Regions from separate parts of the Homo sapiens genome. Here region 2 is linked to region 1. The links are chromatin loops, found by intact Hi-C in ENCODE. Cell type or tissue: CD4-positive, alpha-beta T cell. All regions are shown on one strand. Each heading gives the region's core, and the rest is flanking DNA. Links, peaks and the distances in the headings are about the cores only.

What was found. Peaks named below come from ENCODE experiments on the same cell type or tissue, not always from the same donor. Only the 100,000 strongest peaks of a DNase experiment are listed, where the experiment ranks them.
Region 2: a loop joins it to region 1, with 6 times the contacts of the local background. A loop is called at or near these places in 15 of 110 quality-filtered maps.

Annotation. Positions count from the first base shown.
Region 1 is chr22:20,283,840-20,289,196 of GRCh38, reverse strand. No RefSeq gene overlaps it. Among named protein-coding and RNA genes, the nearest start is that of RTN4R, 18 kb to the right of the region's middle. RefSeq lists a silencer at 3,307-3,376 and an enhancer at 4,785-5,357. In CD4-positive, alpha-beta T cell, for the core only: a CTCF peak has its summit at 3,239 (motif pointing right); a DNase peak (open chromatin) is centred at 3,286.
Region 2 is chr22:19,968,548-19,973,904 of GRCh38, reverse strand. It overlaps COMT (catechol-O-methyltransferase), which reads right to left. Exons shown (of 6, transcript NM_000754.4): 6 at 3,930-5,357. The coding sequence ends at 5,169. It overlaps ARVCF (ARVCF delta catenin family member), which reads left to right. Exons shown (of 20, transcript NM_001670.3): 13 at 112-262; 14 at 588-786; 15 at 869-980; 16 at 1,078-1,168; 17 at 1,494-1,547; 18 at 1,934-2,019; 19 at 2,570-2,689; 20 at 3,162-4,009. The coding sequence ends at 2,677. Among named protein-coding and RNA genes, the nearest start is that of MIR4761, 7.5 kb to the right of the region's middle. In CD4-positive, alpha-beta T cell, for the core only: a CTCF peak has its summit at 3,242 (motif pointing left); a DNase peak (open chromatin) is centred at 3,244.

The DNA.
Region 1 (5,357 bases), core at 302-5,301:
ATAAAACTAAAGCGTGCTTTGGTAGACAGCGTGGTGGATATGGGGAAGGATAAAAGGACATCGACCTGTTCTGACATCCCAGCACCCAGGGCAGGGACCCAGAGGGGAGATTTGGGCATATTTCTCTCCACTGTCTTCTCTGCAGGCATGACACAGGTGTGCACACACACATCCAGCCCACTGACATGTGCGCAAGCATGAACACATGTGGGACACTTGCCCTGCGCCACAGTGTGTGTGAGGCATGTGCACGTCCACTGCCCTCTGTGGAAGGCGTGTTCACACCTGTGCACATACCTGAGGCCACTCTATCACTGCAGGCCCCTGTGCATTTCGTGGGAGGCATGTTCCCATTTCATTAAGAATTCTCAGCTGGGCACCGTGGCTCACACCTGTAATCCCAGCACTTTGGGAGGCTGAGGCAGGTGGATCACGAGGTCAGGAGATCGAAACCGTCCTGGCCAACATGGTGAAACCCCATCTCTACTAAAAATACAAAAATTAGCTGGGCATAGGGACATGTGCCTTTAATCCCAGCTACTCAGGAGGCTGAGGCAGGAGAATTGCTTGAACCAGGGAGTCGGAGGTTGCAGTGAGCCGAGATCGCACACTCCAGCCTGGTGACAGAGCGAGACTCCATCTCAAAAAAAAAAAAAAAAAAAAGAACTATTCGTGATGGATCTACTCCAGGCCCTGCCTTGCCATCACTAGCCACAGAGCAACTCACAGCCAGTGCTCTCCTCACAGGGGTCTGAATGGCAAGGAGTGAGCCCCAGGATGACCCAGGACAAGCGGCAGCAACAGGGTGAGTTCCCAGGATGGTGGACAGGCTGTGTGCAGCTCCCGGCTCTCAGCGGGTACAGAGATCCCAGGGAAAGCCATGAGATGACTCCTGCACTTGTCCTGCCAGCAACCTGCAGGGGTGGGTGGGTGGGATCAAGAGTGACAGCAACCGCAGACACCCAGACATCCCCCAAAAGAGCAAGGGGGGCTCTGGGTGATGTTCCAGAGGGGCAGGAGCGAGGAGGGAGGCCAGGGGCACCGAGGGCATCTCATCACATGGGCTCTGTCCCAGCCACAGTGCTGTCTCTCCCAGAGCCCTGTGTAGCCTCCTGCCCATAGGTGAAGACCCAGCCTCAGCTCCCTGCACGCAGCAGGCCCACGCATCCATCCATCTGTTCACACCAGGAAGCCCAGAGGCAGGTGGACGGCCTCTGTCTTGGCAGTGCAACGTTGCTGGAAGCATCCTCCAAGAGTCACCTAGCCCCACAGACACTGATGGAGGACAGCAATGATGCTTCCTGACAGCAACCACCATTCACTGAGCATTCAGCAGGGGTGGGTGTCAGGGTCAGCCTCCACCACGTCACTGTGGGAACAGCCCCCAGGACCCGCTAACTCATTTTATACATCAGGAGGAAAGCCAGGGAGCGCGACACACTCTCCAGCTACCGTGGGGCCAGCACACTGTCCAGCCACCTTGGGCCAGTGAAACGGAAAAAGTTCCCTTGTTGCCCTAGCAGGGTGTGTGAGAAGGGGAGTGGCTCGCTTCTTCAGTGCTCTGCTGCCCAAACCTCTAGGGGAGCTTACAGACGGGCAGGCTGTGGAGCTCCGACCCCACAGCAGTGTCTAGGGGTGAAGGTTTACAGCTGAAGCCCCAGTGGGCGTGTGTCACGGGGGCTTTTTTAGTTTGTCGTCTGTAGGGTGGCTTGTGTTAGTCAGAGGGCTTTCTGGATCCTGGGGTTCTTGCCTTTGTGTACCAGAAGAGTCAGATCACACGTGGACTTGGAGAATGAGTGCAAGGTTTTATTGAGGGGAGGTGGCTCCCAGCAGATAGGGGAAGCTAGAAGGGGGTGGAGTGGGAAGGTTTTCCCCTGGAGTGGGGCCGCTGTGCACCCGGGCTGTCCTCCAACTGCCCCAGCCAAACTCCGTGTGGTTCTGCCAGTCAGTGGCCTGCCAGCATGCCGGTGCCTATCAGTGCGTTCATCTCGACATCCAGCCGCCCGTGTGTGTCTCCGCTGATGTGTTCCTCTCCACGTCCAGCTGCCTGTGTCTGCCTGCTAAGGTCTCGGGGGATTTTATAAGCACAGGATGGGGGCGTGGCAGGCTAGGGTGGTCGTGAGAAATGCAACATTTGGGTAGGAAGTGCCTGTTCTCACCTAGGTCCGTGGGGTTGGAGCCCTAGTCTGGGACCATGCCCTCCTCTACCCAGCACTTCCCTCCCCTGCTTCCGTATCATTTAAATGGACCACACTTTTCCCTTCCCAGCACTTGCCTTCCCTACCAACAGCACATTCTCTAGCCACCATGGGGTCAGCACACTCTCCAGCTACGTGGGGCCAGCAGCGGCTGGGCTCCAACTCAGGTCTGCACCAGACCCTCATTCTTAAACCCCTGCGTCTCGGCCTGCCCATGTTCCAGCTTCCCCAAGTCTTGACTCCCAATGTCCCAGCCTCCTTGAGGTCTCAGTCTCCCTGTTCCAGGCCTCAGCCTCCCCTGAGTCCCTGCCTAGCCCAGTTCCTACCTCCCACATCCCCTCCCCAGGTCTCTGCTACCATGGCCCACCCAGCTGCACCCCCACCCCACAGGTCTCCTGGGACCCAGGAGGCCACTCATGGGCTAAGCCTGGTGGCATCCGCGTGTAAACCTTGCCCTGAGCACACGCCCGTGGCTGTGGCTGCTGACTTTCACTGTGCATATTAAATGCCATTAAGATGGATGGGATTGGCTTTCAGTGTCCAGAGGACTGCAGCACACGGAGGAACAGCCGCCCTGCAGGGCCTCTCCCCGAGCTCTGGCGGGTGAGCCCTTGTGGGAGGGGCTGGGGAGCTGGGACCCATTTAGGGTGTGGTTGGGGGAGAAGGCAGGAGGCAGGTGGGACCTCCCCCGGAACCTCTCCTGAGACACCCTAAGGGCTGGGAATGGGAGCTACTTGGTGGGGGAACCCAGCAGGGGTTTCCTGTCCCTGGGCTGTGGCCATGACGAGGACCCTCCTGCTGTTGCCTCTCCCAAGGCCACTCGGCCCCTGCTCACTGTGCAACCTTACAGAGCAGCTCAGCCTCTCTGAGCCCCTCTGTCATCTTTAGCCACTGCCCACCAGAGTCCCCTGGGAGCCACTGGCCGAGGCAAGGCTGGGCAGGGGATTGACATAGGCTCTCACTCCTTCAGATGCCCTCAAATGGGATTCAACCCTGTCTTGACTCCTGAGACCTCCCAGCCTAGGCTCTGAGGGTCTGTCCAGACCTGCAGGTAGATGGCTGGGCCTGCAGGGACAGAGGCGGCCGGCAGAGGGCAGCAGAGGGCCACAGAACTGAGTGGCCGGCACTCACCAGGCCGGGATGTGGCCACCCTGCATGCAAGCAGCCCTGCCTCTGCCCTGGGCCTTGTCCCACCCCAAGACACCCCAGGCCCTGGCTAAGCTGTGGCAGGGAGGCCAGGCCTCACCCCTCTCCCTCCTGACACCTGCCCAGCCACTGGCTTGGGCCGCCGCCCTCCAGGCCTCTCCTGCCACCCACCCCAGCACCAGGCCCCCTGATGCCCCTGCTTCCCTCCCAAGGGTCCCTCCTAGACACCATCCTGGCCCAGCCAAGATGCCAGCACAGGATCTCCCCAAAACACTCTGGAGGACGGGTGAGGCTCCAGCACCTTCCAGGTGGCACTCATGATGAACAATCCCAGGGGCCACGCACCCTGGACCCACCTCCCCCAACACAGAGACCCCCAAACAGGCCCTCAGCCATGAGTATGGACACACAAGGCTCCCGGTGTATGGGCAAAGGGTTGACACTGGCTCATAGTGTGGGCACCATGTCACAGGGCGAGACGGAGACTCAGCCCCCAGGGTAGTGGCCAGTGCTGACCTTGGGCTAGGCCAGGGCCTGGCCATGCTGAACCAGGTCTGAGCATCCTCAGAGGCCAGCATCTCCTTGTGGGGTCCCCACAAAGGCAGCCATGGGCTGGGCCCACCTTGAGCTCAGCACCTTGAGGGCCACAGAGCCTCATGGCCCAGGCCACTAGTGGTCCCTTTATGTTCTCTGGTGACAGGAAGCCCCCCTTCCCGTCAGCCCAGTCTGTCAGCCCCCTCTGCCCTGAGGTGAGGCTTCTATGACTGGTGAGGCCCATGGTCCTGGCTCCAACCTAGCATTCCTCGGGACCCACTCCCATGCCCGGCTCCCTGCCAGACCCACACACCCAACCCAGCTAACACCAGCCCCACCCCATCCTTCCCCCAGGGGGGCAGTACCCTCCACTCTCCTTCACTGGTCCCCTCTCTGTCCCCTCTTCCTGCCTCCCCGCCCTATCCACTGGGCCCTCGTTGTCTATCCTCCTTCCACCACTCTTGAGAAACTTCCCGCACATGAGCACCCATCCTTCCCCACACCTGCTCACCAGGCCTGGCTGGGCCTGACCCTCTCCTGAAGTGAGGGCTGCAGCCTGGTCGGCTCAGCTCATCAGCACAGACTTGTTTCTGTCACAACAGCTGGTGAGGACTGAGCAGACCATGGGCTAGCCAGGTCTCCACGGCCTGCCCTGGGCACCGTGATGCTCCAGGGTGGTGCAATGAGGGAGGAGCTGCAGGTGGCTGACAGCTGGCCGAGGCAGAACACGCCGATCGGGGCTGCCCAGAGGGGAGGTGGGCCCTTGGGCTGAGGGAGCCCCAAGGAACAGAGCTGAGCCCTGGACAAGCAGCACCTGAAACCCACCCCACCGGGCTCTCACCAGCCCCATGAGCCCACCACACCCCACCCCACTGCATCCCGGCCAGGCTGGGAGCTGAGTGCTGGTCACTCAGGGTTTAACCCTAATGTCCACCTTGCATTGGGGGTGGTCAGCTTGTCTTTTGATGTTGATGGAGGGAGATGGTGGGGGCGTCCAGCGGGTTCTACCTGATCACAGCCTTTGCCTTCCTCTGGATGCCTCCCCTTGGGAAGCCCTGTAAGAAAGAGGCCTGAGTGCCCCGGGGAGAACCCCACACTTCCCAGAGGAAGTTGGGCTGGGGGCGGCACTGACCCCTAATCTGGAGCCCTGGGCTAGACATTGGAGGTTTTCATGTGTAAGGAGAGGAGGCCCCTAGGAGGCAGAGGAGAAGGGCTGGGAGGTCCCCAGGCGAGGCGTCCCGTGGGCCACACCTCAGCACCTGGCTTCCCCCCTCAGTTGCCAAGAAAATGCCACCTCCCCTGGTAGATGGCAGCACATGGGGCTCCCAATCAGGCGTGGGGTTTGGCAGACCTCTGGATCCTCAAGTCCCAAGTCCTGGTGTGGCGAGTGCGCCCCAGAGCTTGGCTGCTGGTGAAAAGCCTGTCTTCCCAATTATCTGCAGCCAGCTTGCCTCAGGGATAATTGGCTCCCTGCAGCTC
Region 2 (5,357 bases), core at 234-5,233, 320 kb after region 1:
GCTTTGTCGGGCACGGGAGCAGGAAGGTCCAGCTGGAGAGAGCGGTCAGCGTCTGGAGGTGGGAGAGTGCCTGGCATGTATGTCTGAGCAACCCTCTCCCCGCCTCCGCAGTGGGCCACGTACATCCGCGCCACAGTGCGCAAAGAGCGCGGGCTGCCGGTGCTTGTGGAACTGCTGCAGTCTGAGACCGACAAGGTGGTGCGCGCCGTCGCCATCGCTCTGCGCAACCTCTCGCTGGACCGGCGCAACAAAGACCTCATCGGTGAGGACGCCTGCAAAGCCCACGCCTGGGCACCGAACTGTGCCTGCAGCTTTGGGGTCCCATCGGAGGGGCTTGGAGGATGAGTGGTTTGGGAGTCCAGGCCCCGGCCCTCTCGCTTGGGCGCTGTCCCAACTGGAGGTAGCTCCAGTCCCCCCGGCCCTGTCTCTGAAGCTCAGCGCCCTGCTCACAGGGGCTCCTGTGACCGCCTGCACACAGGCGGTCTCCAGGGGCTCTCCTGGCAGTGCCCCTCGCCCTCGCGGGATCCCTGCTCCTTCCTGGAGAGGTGGGGCAGAGGTGTGTTCTGACACCTAGTCCTGCCCCTCAGGGAGCTACGCCATGGCTGAGCTTGTGCGGAATGTGCGCAATGCACAGGCTCCGCCGCGACCGGGGGCCTGCCTGGAGGAAGACACCGTGGTGGCGGTGCTCAACACCATCCACGAAATCGTGTCCGACAGCCTGGATAACGCGCGCTCGCTCCTGCAGGCACGCGGGGTGCCAGCGTTGGTGGCTCTCGTGGCCTCCAGGTGTGGAGGGGCGGGGTCGGTGGCTTGGGGAGCCGCGGAGGTGGGGGAGGGGCCACCACTGACCCCGCCCCCGGCCCCACAGCCAATCGGTACGCGAAGCGAAGGCGGCGTCACACGTGCTGCAGACAGTGTGGAGCTACAAGGAGCTGCGTGGTACCTTGCAGAAAGATGGTTGGACCAAGGCGCGCTTCCAGGTGCGGCTTCCCTGGCCTTCCTTCCATTCCCTGCTCACTTTGCCTTATTCCCACTCCATGTGCTTCACCCACCCTGTGTCTGTGTTTTATGTCTCAGTCAGCTGCTGCTACTGCCAAGGGGCCTAAGGGAGCACTGAGTCCTGGGGGCTTCGATGACAGCACGCTGCCACTGGTGGACAAGAGCCTTGGTGAGTGGTGGAGCTTAGGGAGCCTAGAGGGTGGCGACCCCAGCTGCCCCAGTTGCCTGACCCTTGGGTGAAGGTGAAGGAGGAGTCAGGCCTCCCACTGAGACGGCTTCCATAGGCCACTTTCCCTGCCCTCTGCCTCTTGGCTACTCCCTTCCCACAGCATCCGCGCTGTTGTCAAGCTGGGGTGAGGCTGCCAGCTGGCAGAGGTTGGGCACCTTAGTGACAGAGAGCCTCTAGGGCTACCTGGGCCAGCCCTGTGTGGGCTTCTCTGCCCCGATCCCCCCTGGCTGCCACATGCAGCCCGTCTCCTCCTCCTGCCTTGCAGAGGGCGAGAAAACTGGCAGCCGGGATGTGATCCCCATGGATGCGCTGGGCCCAGGTGAGTGCAGATGCAGTGTGGTTGGTTTTCTGTGCCGGGAGGGGACCAAGGCCTGAAGTGGGCCTGCTGGTTTTATGGGGTGTAGATGGTGCTGGGTGGAGGAGAGATATTTGGTTTAGGGGTGCTTAGAGGGTGAGGTACAGGGCAGCTAGAGAGGGATTAGTGCTCAGCCAGGGGCTCTGACCCACAAGTGGAGGGGAGTCTGGAGAGTTGGCAGGGTGTTGGTGAGAGCTGGCACCAGCCTGGATCTCCAGGACAGGGTGGGTGGGGGCTGTCTCCCAAAGCCCCTGTCCCACGAGTCCCCTGTGTCTGGGCTGAGAGGGAGATCTGCTCCTACAGGGCCTCCCTCAGAGCGCCCCTCATGCCCCACCTTACCCCATCTACAGACGGATACTCCACGGTGGACCGGAGGGAGCGGAGGCCACGGGGCGCCAGCTCTGCAGGAGAGGCCTCTGAGAAGGAACCCTTGAAAGTAAGTGGTCATGTGGCTGTGGGCAGGTCCCCGGTGAGGCCCCGTGTCTAGGGGTTGCTGGAGAGCAGCCTAGGCCATGCTGGGTCTGGTCTGGGCCCTGGGGTACAGCTGGGTTGTGGGGCCAAGCCCAGGAAGCAGCCCCTTCACGCCAGTCAGTCTGTGGGTACTGACAAGTTTGCAGCTCCCACCCACTGGGGACAACACTGCCCGGCCACACCCTGCATGGGCCAGAGCCTGTGAGCTAGTGTGTGTGCACCCTTCTGTGCATGTGCGTGTGAGAGCCCACCAGGGTCCACCAGCGATGGCAGGACCTGCTGCCTGCTGTGTGCCAATCCCCTGGCTTCCTGTGCAGGCCTGTGTGTGTGCACGTGCCCGCCCTGGGCCCGTGTGAGCCACACGTTTCCGGCTCCCTGCGCCCTTGGTGCTACCTGTGCTGTCCTGGCAGGCCAACCCTTACATCGCCAGCCTCGGCCCTGCCCCTGCCCTGTCCCCCCAGGAGCTCTAACTAACCTGCTCTATTGTGCCTCTAATGCCCACCCGTGCGCTGCAGCTCGACCCCAGCAGGAAGGCCCCTCCCCCCGGGCCCAGCAGGCCCGCGGTCAGGCTGGTGGACGCCGTAGGGGACGCTAAGCCTCAGCCCGTTGATTCCTGGGTCTAGCTTGCATGCCTGGTACGTTCTCTCATCTGGTTGTTCGTCCACCTGTTCCTGCCCTCTGGGCCAGGGCTTCTTGTTAGTCTCCGCTGCCTGCACGCTCTGCTCTTCCCGCACGTTCCCCGCAGGACTTTGGCCTCCAGTCCAGCAGCCCAGTGGCCCATTCCCGGAAAGACCAGGCAGAGGTCAGAGAGGGAGGGTGCTCCCTGGGCCCACAGCCCTGTCCCAGGCACTGTGGGATCAGGGGCCTGAGGAAATGGGACCAGAGTAGGGATGGGCACCATACCCTCCAACGCCCTTCGGGGACCAGCAAGTCAGGATCAGCCCTGGTGCCAAGACCCTTGGGGTCAGCCCACACCACCCAGGGCAGATGCTTCTATCCACATCTCCATCCATGTAGCCTGTGGAGTTGGCTGCCCTGCCCTGAGGTTACACGTGGTCCTGTGCCACTCAGTGGCTGCAGCGTCCACCATCCCCTTTCCCTCTGCAGGGCCCAGGCCCAGCCTCTTGTTCTTAGGGCTTGGATCGTGGAAGAAGGGCCACCCTGAGCAGATCGTGCCGTGGAGCTTGGAGCCCCCTGGCGGCAGGGGTTGGCAGCGCCTCGCCCCAGCCAAGCCTGACTTTGGGGACACCCTCCTGCCCCCCCACCCCACTCCCCCCATCCTACCTAACTCCCTAGGCCTGAGTTAGCTGTTTACTGACATGGTGCTGTGTGTGAGCGAGTGACAGAAGGCCCGAGGAGGCCGACTGGGCTGCTGGGGCAGGGCCCAGGGAGGTGGCAGGGAAGGGTGCCTGGCTGGGCTTTGGGGCTGGTGGGATAGGAGGGTGCCCCTGGGAACACAGTGCCCCAGTGGTGCGGGCCAGGTCTGGCGCCAGGGGCAGGCAGCTAGGCAGGGAGGGGGCTGGGAAAGAACTTGGACTTCTAAAGGCGGAGGGTCTCCCTGGGCACCCTGCAGGCAGGCAGACCACGGTGTGGGGGGTGCCCCACAAGGCCCAGCCCTGGGCAAGGAAGCTTTGGAAGCAGCAAGGTGGGGGTCAGGCTACAGGTGCCCCACCTCCCCAGAGCCCTGCAGTCACGTGAGGCCCCTGTGCAGTAGAGAGCCTTTCTCCAGCCCATGCTGGCTGGGGCCGGGGCTGCCGCATCTGCCTGGAGCCTGGGCAGCACCTCCGGGACTGACCTTCGGCAGTGGCTGGGGGACTGCTTTCAGTGCCTGCTGTTCGTGACTCAGAAACAGAAGAAAAACACTGAGAAAAAGCATTAAAAATAAGCCAAAATAAGACTATTGGTAAACACCTAAATTTTTGTAAGAAAATTTAAAAATTAAAGCAGCAAAGGAACTTTTTGCTTTCTGCCACTCAGGTCTGGCACAAGTGGCTGGCTTCTCCCTTGTGTCGGGCCTCTGCGCGTCTGGGGCAGGGCCCTGGGTGGAGGTGGTCCCAGGTGCCCATCTGCTGTGTCCTGCAGAGGCTCTGTTTCTGGTCCCTGGGTGGCCCCAAACTTGTCCACTTGGGCTCACTGGTCTGTCTATCCATAGGAGTGGGCTGGCTGGGGGCTAGCCAGGCCTTGAGCCCAGGAGTAGAATCTTGGCTAGGGGCTGGTCTCGGTGCAGGTGAACTCAGCTAGCACAGGGTTGATTCCTGTCCTGGGCCTGGGAACTGGGCCCTTGGAGCCTCTGAGGTGGCTAGCAGTCTGACCCCTTGGAGGAGATGGGGACAGCTCTAGGTGTAGGTGGGCAGAAACCAGCACTGCATCCTCACTCATGGGCCAGGGAGGCAACTACAGGGATGCGGGAGCTGGTCTGAGCCATTGCCTCTTCTGTAAGCAAGGCCCAGTGGGGAGTAGGGAAGGAGATGCTTCCACTCTGTGCCACATGGGGCCCAGAGGGGCTGGTGCTGCTGCGGGGTCCACCTGTCCCCAGCGCCTGCTTGGTCAGAAAGGTGTGAATGCTGGCTGACTCCTCTTCGTTTCCCAGGCCGGCAGTCGTCCCCATGGGGCTAACAGGTGCCCCTGGCCTAGCTGCAGGAGGGCTGACCTCTGCACCACTGTGGCTGGGAGGCCAGTGGGCCAGGCGTGCCACCCAGAACCCAGCCAGCTAGGGGCCCCGCCCTTAGCGTTAGCGTCCGTCAAGGGGAGCTTTGAATGTTTGGTGCCCAAGTCAAGGGCAGCAGGGGAATGGCAGTTGAGAAGGATGTACTAAGTCGAGTTATATCTAAATATTTAGATTCTTAATTTCTATTTTATATTTTTAAAACATGATATTAGTATATAAGATAATATAGCTAGCCAGTGTTAGTAAAGAAGTCATGATTGAGTCTTAAAAAAGAACAATCCAGTGTTGCAGTTCAGAGAGGTTAGCATGTCAGGGCGCAGGCCTCGGCCGAGGTGTGCTTTGCATTTAGGACACAGCCCGGAGCCGCAGAAGGTCAGCAGGAGCACGTCTGGCACCTTCAGTACCAGGCTGGGTGAGAGAGCCCGAGAGGGGGGCCGGGGGGGCAGTCAGGGCCCTGCTTCGCTGCCTGGGCCCTTGTAGATGGCCTTCTCCAGGCCGTCCACCACCTCCCTGTATTCCAGGAACGATTGGTAGTGTGTGCACTCAAAGCAGCTGCTCCCGCGCACGTGTGCTAGGAAGTCTGGCGCACCTGGGCAGATCACGTTGTCAGCCAGTAGCACTGTCCCCTTCCGCAG